2 separate regions of the Homo sapiens genome follow, and region 1 is linked to region 2. Evidence: chromatin loops called from intact Hi-C (ENCODE). Cell type or tissue: ascending aorta. All regions are shown on one strand.

Region 1 (2,500 bases), 330 kb after region 2:
GCGCAGCGCCAGCCCGCGGGACTCACCGTCCAGGGACACGAACTGGCCCACGGCCGAGGAGCCGCCGCCGCTGCTCTCCACGAACTGCACCTCGGACACGATGATGTTGTCCTCCAGCACTGAGCCGCAGGCGGTGCACACCGCGTCCCCGCGCGCCGCGTCCAGCTCGATGTCCGTGCCGCCGCAACCGCGGCACACGCGGCCCGTCATGCCGGCGACCGCGCGGGCAGCGCCCGGAGCCTCCCAAGACTCTCAAGCCACCCGAGCCTCCGGAGCAGCCCGCGCCGCCCGCCCAGGCCCAGCCGCCCAGGCCTCGCCGCTCTCGCGAGGCCCCGCTCCAGCCGATTCGCAGCCGCAGATTCGCCGCGCGCGCCCGGGCCGCGCCGCCCGCAACGGCCGCGCCCGCGGGATGGGACAGGCACCGGGACCACGGCGGGGACGCGAGGACTGGAGCCGCGACCTCCCCACTGCGAGCGAGCTGGCCTCCCTTGCGGCGCGCCGGCGTCGGAGGGGCGACCTGCGGGGGCTGGGCTTCGGCGGAACCCGAGCGGGGCCTACCGGTGAGCGCAGCCGAGGACTGGCGCTTGGGGGCGGGGCCACGGCGGTGAGCGCAGCCCGGGACTGGAGTTTGGGGCGGGGCCTCGTCGGTGGGCGACACCGGGGACTAGAGCTAAGGGTGGGGCCTCGCGGTGAGTGCAGCCGGGGACGGGACCCAAGGCTGGCGACGGGACCCAAGGCTGGCGACGCGACCTAAGGCAGTGGGCGGGCCCTTGGCGATGAACGCAGTCGGGGACTAAAGCTGGACGCGGGGCAGAGGAGGGTCCTCCTCGGATAGTGAGCGCGGTCTCCAGCGGCGAGCGAGGCCTGGGGTGAGGACTCAGCCGGATGCGGGGCTGAGGGTGGGGGGCGGGGCCTCCCGTGGAGAGACGGCCTGCGAAGGGAACTGGAGCTGTGGGCGGGGGAAGGGGGCGGAGCCTGGGTCTGGACCCGAACTGTGGGCGGGGCTTGAGGCGAGGGGGCCGAGCGTGGTGGGCGGGGCCTTGGCTCCTGAGGGCGACCTGGGACCCAACCCCGGGCTCTGGGAGTGGTGGGCGGGGCCAGGGCAGCTGCGCTGGGGGGCCTGGCCGCAGAGGTGGAGACACCCGCCAGGGGCCACCCTGCCCCGCCCTCCGCATTTGCGGCGTCCGCCGCTCCGCTCGCCCAGGTTCCAGAGCCTCCCCGTGCGCCCCGCTATTCTCCGTTTTCTGTTCCCCTAAAATTCCCACTTTCTAGCAGTCATTCGTGGCCACCTGTGGTTACCCGTGAGTCACCTCGCTGTGCCCCCTGCCCAGAGCGGGAACCCTGGCTGCGCACGCCCTCAAATATCTGCAGGTGCTGTTCACAATCGCCATAGGGCCGGTGACATACCCAGGAATGAGCCTAAAAAGAAATGCGTAACCAGGCGTAGTGGCTCACGCTTGTAATCCCAGCACTTTGGGAGGCCAAGGCAGGCGGATCACGTAAGGTGAGGAGTTCGAGACCAGCCTGGCCAACATGGCGAAACCCCGTCTCCACTAAAAATACAAAAAAATTAGCCAGGCTTGGTGGTGGGCGCCTGTAATCCCAGCTACTCGCGAGTCTGAGACAGGAGAACCACTTGAACCTGAGAGGTGGAGGTTGCAGTGAGCTGAGATCCCGCCATTGCACTCCAGCCTGGGTGACGGGTGACAAGAGTGAAACTCTGTCTCAAAAAAAAAAAAGAGAAAAAAGGAAATGCGGAAGACCCCACCCTCTTTTTTTTCTTTCTTTTTTTTTTTTTTTTGAGACGGAGTCTCTGCTCTGTTGCCCAGGCTGGAGTGCAGTGGTGAGATATCGGCTCACTGCAACCTCTGCCTCCTGGGTTTAAGCGATTCTCCTCTCTCAGCCTCCCGAGTAGCTGGGATTACAGGTATGCACCACCACACCTGGCTAATTTTGTATTTTTAGTAGAGACGGGGTTTCTCCATGTTGGTCAGGCCAGTCTTGAACTCCCGACCTCAGGTGATCCGCCCACTTCAGCCTCCCAAAGTGCTGGGATTACAGGCATGAGCCACCGTGCATGGCCCTATTTCATTAATTTCTGCTCTCATTTTTGTTAGATCCTTCTTTCCACTTAATTTGGTTCAATGTGTTCCCTTTTTCTAGTTTCTTCATTTTTTAAAAATTGAGATAGTGTCTCATTCTGTCACCCAAGGTGGAGTGCAGTAGCATAATCAAGCCTCACTGCAGACTCTACCTCCTGGGCTCAGGTGATCCTCCCACCTCAGCCTCCCGAGTAGCTGGAACTACAGGCATGTGCCACCACACCCAGATAATATTTTTTGTAGAGATGGGTTTTTGCCTCATTTGCCCAGGCTGGTCTGGAACTCCTGGGCTCAAGTGAGCCACCCGCCTTGTCTTCCCAAAGTGCTGGGATTACAGGCATGAGCCACTGCTCCCCGCCCTGTCCTCCCAAAGTGCTGGGATTACAGGCATGAGCCAC
Region 2 (2,500 bases):
TCCAGTCACTGGGCTGGCAGGAGCCTGGCCCAGGAACACAAACAGGAAGGGGGAAATCCTGCCCGCCTCGGGATAAGGCTGCGCAGCCAGGCTACCGGCCTCGGACCCGCGCCAGTCGGGAGAGAGAGGAAGGCCCCCAGTATCCCAGTCCCCCGCCAAGAGCACCGCCTCCCAGGCCCGAGCTCCTGAGGAAGCCCCGCCTCGGCCGCAGAGCGCAGGGGAGGCCGCCTTTGCCCGCCCGGCCTCCGGTTCTCCCAGACAGGCTCTGCAAGTGGCCCCATCACCTGAATCATGACACTGTTTGTTGACGGTCACCAAAGCCCCACTTCACAGAGGAGAATGTGGAGGTGACTCGCCTGAGCCAGGCCCAGCTGGTCAGGCCGTTGGCACCTGGTTCCTTCCCCAATGCCCTTCCCCCACTCCCCGGGCCCCCCAGCGCCCTGGCCTCAACACTACCATTAACATTCCTGCGGGTGAAAACTTGAACCTTGTGGAGGGACCCCGGGACCCAGGTCAGTCCCTTGCATGCCAGGGCAGGTGGGGGTGGTACCACAGTGAAAGCCGCAGAGGACACCCACCCTGGCCCAGAAAAGCTGCCTCCCCGAGAACTGGACTATCCTGGCGCAGGGCCTGAGCAGGCGGGGCCTCAGGCAGTGTGTCTGGGGGACGAGCAGATCCTGGCCGGGAGGCGGGGAGGGGCCGAGCGGGAGGGGAGAAGGAACACAGGCGGGGAGTGTGGCAGAGGCTCACCAACACCCCTGCTCCACAGCTGGGTCCAGATTGAGGACTCCCACCAGCCACCAGCTAAATGAGAGTTCTTGGAGGGTCCAGAACAGGTCCGTGGGGGGAGGAGGTGGATTTTGCTTAAACAAAATCCAAGTTTGCCTCTAAACTGGCAGCCCCAGGGCCCCATCTCTGGCCTCCAGGTGGGAGGGCATGGTTGGGTGCATTTGCAAGTCCCCAGGGCCCTGGGGGCTGGCAGGGAGGAGACTGGCTCTCCAGTGGCCGGAAAAGTCCATCCTGGGTGGGAGGAACGAATGGCCCACTCCAGGTTTGCAGGTGTGTGTGCACACGTGTGTGCTCACAGGATGTACGTGCTCAGGTGCTAGGGCGTGTGTGCACTTGTGTGTCTGGCCTGGGCTCCTCCCTCTGAACACCCATGGACAGCCCAGAGTGAGGCCATGGAGGCGGGAGCCCTGTGGGAGTCACTGCCCTCGGGCTGGAAACCTGGTGCCCACCCAGACACAGGCACACACAGCCGGCCGCACTTGGGCCTCACCCAGTCGTGGAACTTCATGAAGAAGGTGCCAAGCGGGCTGACTGTCATGAGACCTTCAGACTTCCCTGAGCAACATCCCCCGCCCCTCCCCGATGCTTCTTGAGATAACTCTCTCGGGATGAGCTCAGGCTCTTGCTCCTGCCTCTGTGTCTGCCTCCAAGGCTGCAGGAGGGCTGGGGAAGCCAGACTCAGTCCCCTAGACCTGGGAGCTGGGCTCCTTGCCCATCCAGCAGCCATTCCCCACTGCAGCCCAGCTGCACCCGTGAGGCTATTCACATCACCCTCTCCCGAAACAACCTTTCGTAGCTCCCTGGTGCCATCCATCGGTCAGACTGGCCTGGCAGCCTCTCCGTGCCTGCTCTAGCCCTAGCCGACATCCCCAGCCTCTCCAGCCCTCACTGTGCCTGCCTGGGCCACAGGCGCTCTCTCTCTGGGCTTTCCCAGGCTGTCTTCTCTGCTGGGCAAATTCACAGACTGAGCTTGGCCACCCTGCCATGGCTTCTGGACACTGCCGGCTCCCTGGTCCCCAGAACACTTTGCTCACCAAGCACTCAGAGCCTGGCACACAGTAGGTGCATAATAAATGCTAGTGCAGGCAGTGCATGGGAAAAAGGAAGGAGCTTGTCAGATCTCCTGGAAAAGCCTGGTAAGCCTGAGGGTGGGAGCCAGTTGATGGGGATGGGAGGGCAGCAGGTGGGCCCAGTTCATCTCCTTCTGCTCCTGGAGAAACTGAGGCACAGGGTAGCACATGTGCCACCTCTCCAAGGGATTTGGCAGCCAAAAGGAACAGCCCCATGCTCCCATCCATCCCAGGCGGGCTAGCCTGAGCCAGTTTCCCTGGGCTGAAAGGCCGGCCCCACAGACGTCCAGGGCAGTGTGACCCTGTGATGGAGCTACCCATCGCCCCAGGCCCCCACAGCCCACCTCGGGCACCCCCAGGAGAGTAAACCTGGCCTTTGGAAGCAACCACCCTCCACAGCCACCCAGGGCCCCTGTGCACCAAGCAAGCACACGGTCATCTGAGGACCCTTCTCCAGGCCCCACGCCCACCTTGGGGACTTGCAGACCTGCGGCTGCCCTGAATGTGGGTGCTCTTGGCATTCACCTCCCCCCACACCCAGGCTCCTTGGAAACAAGAGCCACTGTCCCCTACCTGCCCAGGGCCCACAGCTTGGTGTCCTGCCACACACCTTGTATGGCCTGGGCTCCGCCGGCACCCCA

The links. A loop is a pair of places that touch in the nucleus more often than their neighbours do. Peaks named below come from ENCODE experiments on the same cell type or tissue, not always from the same donor. Only the 100,000 strongest peaks of a DNase experiment are listed, where the experiment ranks them.
Region 1: it touches region 2 in a loop (3-fold over the local background); 8 of 110 quality-filtered maps call a loop at or near these places.

What each region holds. Positions count from the first base shown.
Region 1 is chr14:105,300,420-105,302,919 of GRCh38, forward strand. It overlaps BRF1 (BRF1 general transcription factor IIIB subunit), which reads right to left and starts at 582. Exons shown (of 18, transcript NM_001519.4): 1 at 27-582. The coding sequence starts at 210. It also overlaps the pseudogene LOC124903409 and a transcript of PACS2 not described here. RefSeq lists silencers at 254-663, 894-1,263. In ascending aorta, no CTCF peak of the experiment used is centred here; DNase peaks (open chromatin) are centred at 61, 622 and 972; H3K4me3 peaks cover 1,628 bases; H3K27ac peaks cover 1,587 bases.
Region 2 is chr14:104,967,715-104,970,214 of GRCh38, forward strand. All of the region lies in intron 1 of AHNAK2 (AHNAK nucleoprotein 2), which reads right to left. Among named protein-coding and RNA genes, the nearest start is that of AHNAK2, 9.4 kb to the right of the region's middle. RefSeq lists enhancers at 1-385, 1,121-1,854. In ascending aorta, a CTCF peak has its summit at 1,553; DNase peaks (open chromatin) are centred at 667 and 1,357; H3K4me3 peaks cover 1,234 bases; H3K27ac peaks cover 2,500 bases.